Regions from separate parts of the Homo sapiens genome. Here region 2 is linked to region 1. A link is an interaction called in ENCODE POLR2A ChIA-PET data of the cell type or tissue named here. Cell type or tissue: GM12878. All regions are shown on one strand. Region 1 overlaps SUFU (SUFU negative regulator of hedgehog signaling). Region 2 overlaps SLC68A1 (solute carrier family 68 member 1).

What was found. ChIA-PET counts read pairs that join two places held together with the same protein. Peaks named below come from ENCODE experiments on the same cell type or tissue, not always from the same donor. Only the 100,000 strongest peaks of a DNase experiment are listed, where the experiment ranks them.
Region 2: POLR2A ChIA-PET joins it to region 1 with 5 read pairs; 6 of 35 experiments call an interaction of 5 or more read pairs at or near these places.

What each region holds. Positions count from the first base shown.
Region 1 is chr10:102,535,263-102,540,262 of GRCh38, reverse strand. All of the region lies in intron 2 of SUFU (SUFU negative regulator of hedgehog signaling), which reads right to left. Among named protein-coding and RNA genes, the nearest start is that of SUFU, 34 kb to the right of the region's middle. RefSeq lists an enhancer at 2,927-3,086. In GM12878, a CTCF peak has its summit at 19; a DNase peak (open chromatin) is centred at 2,687; H3K27ac peaks cover 1,685 bases.
Region 2 is chr10:102,466,290-102,471,289 of GRCh38, reverse strand. SLC68A1 (solute carrier family 68 member 1) reads right to left here. Exons shown (of 10, transcript NM_024789.4): 3 at 2,093-2,335; 4 at 1,215-1,297; 5 at 173-625; 6 at 1-17. The coding sequence starts at 2,260. The region is part of intron 1 of LOC124902493 (a long non-coding RNA gene); the gene reads left to right. Among named protein-coding and RNA genes, the nearest start is that of SLC68A1, 7.4 kb to the right of the region's middle. In GM12878, no CTCF peak of the experiment used is centred here; no DNase peak of the experiment used is centred here.

The DNA of each region.
Region 1 (5,000 bases):
TCCTAGTTCTGGCCACTGGGAGCAGTGACACTCCAAGAGCAATGATAATACCTAGCCTCCGGATCATGGCTTCTATATACCATTCTCCACTAAATAAAACCAGGGCTTCCTGGATAAATGGCTGATTCCTGGGCTGGCAAAGTACAAAATGATTCTGAAATTTCCTACTGTGCCAGAAAGTAAGGAAGTGGTTCAGAGAATGATGGGAACATGCCAAAAGTAGAGAGAAGCCAAACTCAAGGTTCTCACTGGCCAAATCAACAACAATCTGAGCATTAAATTAAAGCATCCTAACAAATTATAATCTATTAATTAAAATAAAAATCTATGAGTCCACACTGATTGTAATGGACCTAGTGACACTGGCTCTAAAGATTTTGGACTTGCCAGCATCTGTAATCGCATGAGCTAATTCTTTCTCCTAAATCTCTTTATAGATTTGTATTTATATTATGTGTATAGATAATATATAGATATGTGGATGTGCATCTCCAATTGTTTTTCCTAGAGAGCCCTAATACATTGATATAAATAAATGAATAAGTAAGTAAATATGGAGAAGACTCTTCCTTACAGTAAAATCTCAATATCAATGAATGAATGTAGAAACAATTATCAAATGAGAAGTCACCATTTGACAACTATTGTAATAATAATTCAGGCAAGAATCATCAACGGGTGGTAAAAATAGTGGGTAAAAAATCTGATGAGAAACAAGATACTGACATAGCCTCAAAATGCCTTCCCACAAGTTACTTATTAATTATTAATGGAAAAGCAGTAACTATACAGAAGAGAAACCTAGCAGACACCACCTTAACCAAACAATCAAAGTAATTAGACATCATCAACAGTAATTAGACAAATCAACATCAAGTGCCTCCTGATATGATCACTAAGAAGGGCACAACATGTCTGTGATATTCCTATGGAGAAATACATACACTGATCCTACGCATGAGGAAACATCAGATAAATCCAAATTGAAGGACATTCTATAAAATAACTGACCTGTACTCTTCAAAAGGTCATGAAAAACAGAAAGATTGAGGAAACATTTGAAGGCATCTAAGAGATGTGACAATTAAGTTACTAAAAAAGACTCTGGAGTCACTGAAGCAGGGTGACCAACTTGTCTTGTTTGCCCAGGACTTTTCTGGCTTTAGAACTGAAAGCCCCACATACCAGGAAAAGCCCAGGCAAATGGGGACAGTTGGTCAACCGATCCTGAAGTGTCCACTGTCTGACCCGCACAAAGCAAAACACTGCCACACTTAAAAAGCACTGAATATGCATCAAGAGCCACCAAAATGTCAGCAGTGCCAGAGCACAGTCTCTGAAGCCAGGCTGCCTATGCCCAAATCCTAGCTCTGCCACCCTTCCTGGCTGTGTGACCCTTGGCAAATCACTTAGCCTCTCTGTACCTCAGTTTCTTCATCTGTAAAATGTAGATAAGAAGAGTTTACTTCTCTTCTTATCTACATTTCACTTATATACCTTCTCACTTCTAATGTAAACTATGAACTTTGGGTGGTGATGATGTGTCAACGTAGGTTCACTGACTGTAACAAATGTACCAATCTGGGTAAGGATGTTGACAGCGGGAGAGGCTGCATACATGTGTGTGTGTGCATGCATGCGTGTGGTAAGCAGAGGGTGTGTGGTAGCTCTCTGTACTTTCTGCTCAATTTTGCTGAGAACCTAAAACGGCTCTAAAAAAGTCTTTTTTCAAAAACGAAGATAATTGTAGTTTCCATATGGTAGCTACTAAAATGAGTTAACATATAATATAGAAAACACTTAGAACAGCACCTGGAACACAGTAGATCTTAGTGTCAGTGATTACTTACAGTAGCAGTTTCCAGTTCTGCTAATTTACCTAAGGGAATAATCTTACATTTGGAAAAAAAAAAGCCTCTTGCATAAGTATATTCAGTAGTATTTATAAGAATAAAAAATCTAGAAACAATCTAACTGTTCTACAAGTAGCGGTATTATATGAGTTCTGGCACATTATGTGGTAGGACATTACAAGTCACTAAAAACAATGGTTCTGAAAGCAGAGGGACTAATCTTTGAGAGGTGAGGGGTTCTCTTTCCACCTCTTACTGGTAAAGAGGAACAGGAACTTTACATCAGAACCCCACTCTATAGCCTCTAATGTTTTCTGTTCACCTATTATTCACTATAGCATAAAAATAAACTCCTTTCACAATGGTCATGAAATTAGGACCCTTACACATTGCTGGTGGAAATGTAAGATGATACAGCTGCTATGGAAAACAGTATGGCGGTTCCTCAAAAATTAAACATAGAATTGCCACATGATCCAGCAATTCTACTTCCAGGTATATATCCAAAAGAACTGAAAGCAGGGTCTTGAATAGAAATTTGTATACTGATGTTCAGAGTAGCATTATTAGCAATAGTCAAAAGGTAGAAGCAACCCAAGAGTCAGTCAATAGATGGATGGACAAGCCAAATTGGTATACACATATAATGGAATATTAGCCTTTAAAAAGGAAGAAAATTCTGACATCTGCTACAACATGGATGAACCCTGAAGACATTATGCTAAGTGAAATAAGCCAGGCACAAAGGGACAAATGTCATATGATTCCACTTATATGAAGTACCCAGAGTAGTCACATTCATAGAGACAGAAATAAGATGGTGGTTGCCAGGGTTTGGAGGAAGTGAGAAGGGGGAGTTATTGTTTAAGGGGTACAGAGTGTTTCTGAAAGTGGAAGGTGGTTATGGTTGCACAACAAGGTAAATGTACTTAATTCCACTGAACTGTAAATCTAAAAATGGTTAAAATGGTAAATTTTGGGCTGGGTGCAGTGGATCATGCCTATAATCCCAGCACTATAGGAGTCCAAGGTGGGAGGACTGCTTGAGCCCAGGAGTCTGCGACCAACCTGGGCAACATAAGGACATCCCATCTCTACAAGCAATTTAAAAATTAGCTGGCCATGGTGGTGTGCAGCTGTGGTCCCAGCTACTCGGAGTCTGTAGCAGAAGAATCACTGAGTCTGGGAGGTCCAGGCTGCAGTAAGTTGTGGCTGCACCACTGCACTGCAGCCTGAGTGACAGAGCAAGACCTTGACTCAAAAAAAAAAAAAAAAAAAAAGGTAAATTTAAATTATGTAGGCTGGGTGCAGTGGCTCATGCCTGTAATCCCAGCACTTTGAGAGACCAACGCGGGCAGATCACCTGAGGTCAGGAATTCAAGACCAGCCTGGCCAACACAGTGAAACCCTCTCTCTGCTAAAAATACAAAAATTAGCTGGGTTTGGTGGCACATGCCTGCAGTCCCAGCTATTCGGGAGGCTGAGGCAGGAGGATCAGTGGAGCCCAGGAGGCAGAAGTTGCCGTGAGCTAAGATCACACCACTGCACTCTAGCCTGGGCAACAGAGTAAGACTCCATCTCAAAAAGTATAATAATTTAAGAAAAAGATAAGTTATGTACATTATGCCACAAATAAGTAGTTATGAAAAAACACAAAACAAAATTCAACATAAAGTATGATTCAAAATGTTGATGTAAATACGAAATTTTAAATGTGAGTAAAATATATAAGGGAAAAAGAAAATGCAGGCCAGGCATGGTGGCTCACGCCTGAAATCTCAACACTTTGGGAGGCCGAGGCAGGTGGATCACGAGGTCAAGAGATCGAGACCATCCTGGCCAACATGGTGAAACCCTGTCTCTACTAAAAATACAAAAATTAGCCAGGTGTAGTGGCAGGCGCCTGTAGTCCCAGCTACTCGGGATGCTGAGGCAGGAGAATTGCTTGAACCCGGGAGGCGGAGGTTGCAGTGCGCCGAGATTGCACCACTGCACTCCAGCCTGGCAACAGAGTGAGGTTCTGTCTCAAAAAAAAAAAAAAAAAAAGCAATAAAATTATTATAGTGGCTACTACAGTATAATTTTTGTTTTTCAAACTTCTTTGTATTTTCCAAAATTTTCTACCATTTATAATCTCCTGGCCAGGCACAGTGGCTCACGCTCACGCCTGTAATCCCAGCACTTTGGGAGGCCGAGGCAGGTGGATCACCTGAGGTCAGGAGTTTCAGACCAGCCTGGCCAACATGGTGAAACCGTCTCCACTAAAAATACAAAATTACCGGGTGTGTTGGTGGGCGCCTGTAGTCCCAGCTACTTAGGAGGCTGAGACAGGAGAATCTCTTGAACCCAGGAAACAGAGGCTCTAGTGAGCTGAGATGGTGCCACTGCACTCTAACCGAAGCGAGACAGAGCAAGACTCTGTCTTAAAATCATCAACAACATCATCATCATCATCATCATCATCATCATCATCATCATCTCCAGCCTAGACTATAAACCCCACAAGGGCAGGGTTGTATCTTGGTCACTACTGTATCTGCAGGTCTAGCGTGCAAGGCTTCACATAGTCTGTTGCTAAGTGTTCATATGCATATGCCAAGGACATGGCAAGAGAGGCCCAAGGTCAGGCCCCTTCCTCTGGGGGTGGCCTGGATGCTTCCATTGGTCTTTGAAGCAAGGAATGCCAGGCCAGCCACGGTGGCTACTGACCCTGCAAAGGTACCAGGGTTAGGCATTATGGCTCAGTCTCAAGCCCAGTGATGGTATCAGAAGAAAGGGAAGAGGGGACCATGTGCCTCCGGAAACACATGGCATAGGAGGCCAGCCCAGTCCAACTCCAGAACCAGGGGTGATGTCACTTCTTCCCCTACAAAAGCTCTTATTTCTTTCTTTTTTCTTTCTTTTCTTTCTCTTTTTTTTTTTTTTGAGACGGAGTCTCACGCTGTCACCAGGTTGAAGTGCAGTGGTGCAATCTGGGCTCACTGCAACCTCCACCTCCCAGGTTCAAGAGATTCTCCTGCTTCAGCCTCCTGAGTAGCTGGGACTACAGGCGTGTGCCACCATGCCCGGCTCATTTTTTGTATTTTTAGTAGAGACGAGGTTTCTCCATGTTGGCCAGGATGGTCTCGAACTCCAGACCTCATGATC
Region 2 (5,000 bases), 69 kb after region 1:
GCTCCTCTCCACACAGGCTATGGGGCAGAAGGGAGTGGAGAACTGCCTGGGGCTGGCCAGAGTTATCCCCCAACACATCCCAGGGCAGCCCCCATCAGCCGGGGACCCAGCACCGAAATCAGACTTAGAAGGTTGCTGGTGAGGACCTGAAGAGCCGGGGCTGGCCACTCACCCGCTATCCACAACCAGGCCTGAGCACCCTGGGTCCTTTCGGGCCGCCTCAACCCGCCGCCTCAGCAGCTGTGTGGCCCCCAGAAAGCCCAGCCCAGAGCTGACAGCCAGTGTCACGCAGAAAGCGCGGAAGGAGGAGAAATCCTCCTTGTTCCAAAAGGCATAGGATGCAAAGACAGAGAGGGAGCCGGCCGCGCTGAAGAGGGAGCAGTAGAAGTTGAGGTGGGTGCGGTCGTGGGCTGAGAGGGCCAGGTCGGCCAGCAAGGCATGGTGGTGCAGGTCCACGAGCGTCAGGAAGCCATCATAGAGGCACAGGCACAGCAAGAACTGCAGGCCAGCTGGGGCCCAGGGCACCCAGAACGCCAGGAACGACAGCGCCAGCAGCGGCCCATGCCAGCCCAGGGCCTGCACCCGGGCCAGCACCACAGCCCTTGAGGAGAGCCCGGCGCCTGACCTGCCGGGGAAAGGAGAGTTGTTGGGAGATGCCGTGTCAGACTTGGCAGGCTGAAGTTCCCCTTGCCCAGGCCCCAGGGGAGGGATGGAGGCCCAGGGTGTGGGACTCACAACAGGGTGGTGCCACTGTCCCCTAAGTCCCCAGTCTGCAACTTAGGAAGCACAACTCACCAGTGGGTACACTCTCCTCCTCTGCCCCAATTTCCACCCCCTTATTAGCCTGTTGGGCTGATGGCCAAAGGGTATGGGATGCCCACTTCTCAAGGTTGGGGGTGATGACGGGCTCAAGCAGGGATGGGGCAAAGGAATCTTCCAGAAGCAGCAGAGGGTGTTTGCAGTCCACAGTCCAGAGGGGCCAACCAAGCCAAGCCAGGGTAGATCTCTTCCCCTGCCGAGCCAGGCAAGTGTACGTCCAAGGCCACCTCTCCAACCCAAACAGAGCACCCTGGACCCCAGTAAGGGAAGAGCCATGGGCAACACTGAAATAGTCTCCCCTTCCTTCCCCACCCCAAACACAGGCAGGGGTCCTCCCTCCTGGGTAGCAGTAGGGTGGGACTGAACCAATTACGAGCTGTTCCCAATACACCAACCGGGGCTGGGAGCTGAGGAACTGCCGGTCACTGAGCCAACCGAAGAGGGGGTCATTGAGGCTGTTCCAGAGGAGAAACACTGTCTGCAGGCAGAGGGGAGACAGGAAGGTGGGCTCTAGACAGCATCCTCTCCAGGGCTCCTCCCCCCTCAGCCTGCTCACCACCCCTGAAAGATGGCCCCAGCTTTCCTACCTGCAAACCTTTGCTGGTGTCAGTTCCTCTGCTAAAACCCACTCTGGCCAGGCGCTGGTGGCTCACACCAGCACTTTGGGAGGCCGAGGCAGGTGGATCACCTGAGGTCAGGAGTTTGAGACCAGCCTGGCCAACATGGCGAAACCCCGTCTCTACTAAAAATACAAAAATTAGCCGGGCGTGGTGGCGGGTGCTTGTAATCCCATCTACTCATGAGGTTGAGACAGGAGAATCACTTGAACCACGAAGGCGGAGGTTGCAGTGAGCTGAGATTGCGCCATTGCACTCCAGCCTGTGAGACAAAAGTGAAACTCCATCTCAAAAAAAAAAACAAAAAAACCTACTCTGCCAGTCAAACCACTGCCCCCTTCAAACTCCCACCCATCCAGGGCCCAGCTGGTAAATGTATGCAGCTGATAAATTCATATACGTGAACATATTATATATATGAGTACACAGAACAGCAACTATGTAAGACAGTGGCCAGGAAAGCTAGTCTAGTCCCCATCGAGGAGGAGTCATCAAGGCCTCCACAGCTTTTCTTGATGAGTCTTGGTGAACAACCTGGACTGCCCAGGCCTCTGACTGGGTGGGACCAGGCACCTGCAATCTGCCCAGCAGCCTGGGCAGCCTCTAGTCTCCACCCCACCCCCTCCTCCATGTTAGCCACCCAGCACTGGCCCTACCTCTCCGACCCAGAAGGCCATTTTGTTGATCTTGTACACTGAGACAAAGGTGTCCACATAGTAGAGCAGGAAGACATTGTGCAGGATGGTGGTGAAGAGAGCCAGGGAGCCATAGACCACAGCTGTGGGCAGACCCAGCAACCAGGCCTGGGGCTGACCCAGCCCCATGGCTGCAGCCCCAGCCTTAGCCCCAGGAGCACCGGGGAGGGCTCATGGCCACAGGCGGTCTTCCCATCCTCGTCCCTGGGGAAGAAGGAACCAGTGAGCAACAGGGATCAGAGCCAGCTCTGTTCTTAACCCCAGACCTCTGAATCATTTAAAAACTCATTTCCAACAGGAGAGAGTTTGTACTTACAACAGCGCTGGGAATTATGAATGAAGTATAACAGAAACAGTGCTGAGCTAGACACCACTAATCTGGGAGTGACTCGAGGAAACAGAGAGCCTGTGGGAAGAGACGGCAGACACCCAGCAAGTGCTGAGCCAGGTCGCGTGCCAGGGCTGGATGCTCGATGTCTTTTTTTTTTTTTTGAGACAGAGTCTCGCTCTGTTGCCCAGGCTGGAGTGCAGTAGCCAGATCTCCGCTCACTGTAAGCTCCACCTCCCGGATTCACGCCATTCTCCTGCCTCAGCCTCCCGAGTAGCTGGGACCACAGGCACCCGCCGCCACGCCCGGCTAATTTTTTGTATTTTTAGTAGAGACGGGGTTTCATTCACCAGGATGGTCTCGATCTCCTGACCTTGTGATCCACCCACCTCGGCCTCCCAAAGTGCTGAGATTGCCTCATTGTCTTCTTAAATTGCACTGTGTGACTTTAATGGTCTAGACGGGACAACCCTGAGCTTGGGCACACAATGCACTTACAGTAAAACGTCAGGCAGTTACCCAACCCAGGCCTTAGCTTCCTCTTCTGCAAAAGGTAAAAGGAGATTGTTAGGCCTATTTTGCAAATCATAAGGATTAAACAAGGTAACTCACAGAAAGCACTCACTGTTGGTATTGATAAGGAAGACGGGAAGGGAAGTGCCAGAAACGGAAGAATGTGGTCCCTTTAAATGATATGGAATCAGGGAAGGGAAGTGCTGGGTAGAGGAGGGCGTGGTCCCTGGCTAGGGCTCCACCCCTGGGCCTGACCTAGGTGAGGACAGGCATTTTTTTTTTTCCTGCCCAAATGTTGCATTTCCCAAGACCACCCGGCCCACCACACCCCCATCCTATGCTTATAAAAACCCTGAGACCCAGCCGGGTGCCGTGGCTCACGCCTGTAATAAGGCACTTTGGGAGGCCGGGGTAGGCGGATCACCTGAGGTCAGGAGTTCAAGACCAGCCTGGCCAACACGGTGAAACCCCGTCTCTACTAAAAATACAAAAAATTAGCCGGGCATGGTGGCACATGCCTGTAATCCCAGCTACTAGGGAGGCTGAGGGAGGAGAATTGCTTGAACCCGGGAGGCAGAGGCTGCAGTGAGCCAAGATTGCGCCAACGCACTCTAGCCTGGGCACCAAGAGCGAAACTCAGTCTCAAAAAGAAAAAAAGAAGAAGCACTGTAAGCCTGCAAGTCCCCACCACCACCCCCGTGGGCCACAGTGATCCTATCTTGTCCCAAGGCAGGAGGATGGCCTTTCCCTGAGGCCCTTGAACCCCCTGAAGAAAATGCATTTCTTTTTTTCCTCAAAGCTTTATTCAGGTCTAATTGACAAACACTAAACTGCACAGTTTTCAAAGCATGCAAGCTGATAAGTTTTACCATATGCATGTACCTGTGAAATCATAACCACAAACAAGATAATGAACACATCTATTACCCTACATTCCCTCGACACTGCTTTTCTGAGTAACGTATGTTAAAAAGACATATGGGGCTGGGCGGAGTGGCTCACACCTGTAATCCCAGCACTTTGGGAGGCCAAGGTGGGCAGATCACTTGAGGCCAGGAATTTGAGACCAGTCTGGCCAACATGGCACAACCTCGTCTCTACTAAAAATACAAAAATTAGCCGGCGTGGTGGCGGGCGCCTGTAATCCCAGCTACTGGGGAGCTGAGGCAGGAGAATCGCTTGAACCCCAGAGGTGGAGGTTACAGTGAGCCCAGAACATGCCACTACACTTCAGCCTGGGCGACGGAGCAAGACTCTACCTCAAAAAGAAATAAATACAAATAAATGTTTAAAAATGGTGAGCATTAAAGCTTTACAGATCATTACTATCCAACCTCTCAGCCCTTCCCTAAAATGGAGAGGCCCCATGCCCGCCACACAGGGCTGAGGTGGGAATTAAATGAGACGCTCTCTAAAGGTGCTTAGGGCTGTAAAGCACAATGTCCGCCTCTGTCACTATCCTTAGCAGGGTCACTTACTCCAATTCCTCCAGGGCTTTCAGAACTCTCCTGCCTTTGTCAAAATGGAGTGAAGGCTCCCCCCGCCTACCCAGATGCCCAGTGATTTGTCCTTGTTGCTGGAGAAGGTGAGCCCTGAACACAAGGTCCCCAGCCTCCCCCAGCCACCTCCCTGCACCCACACTGGGTAGAAGAAAACCTCAAAGGTTAATGAGATGGAACAGGTATGACCTTTGCCATCAGCAGGGCCTGGGTTCAAATCCCAACTGTACTTCCTACTAAGAGTGTAACCTCAGGCAATTCAACCCTTCTGGGCCGGAGTTTCCTCATCTATAAAATCAGGTAATAATGCTTATCTTTTTTTTTTTTTTTTTTTTTGAGGTGGAGTCTTGCTCTGTTGCCCAGGCTGGAGTGTAATGGTGCAATCTTGGCTCACTGCAACCTCCGCTTCCCAGGTTCAAGCAATTCTCCCACCTCAGCCTCCCGAGTAGCTGGGATTACAGGCACCTGCCATCATGCCCAGCTTATTTTTGTATTTTTGTAGAGATGGGGTTTCACCATGTTGCCCAGG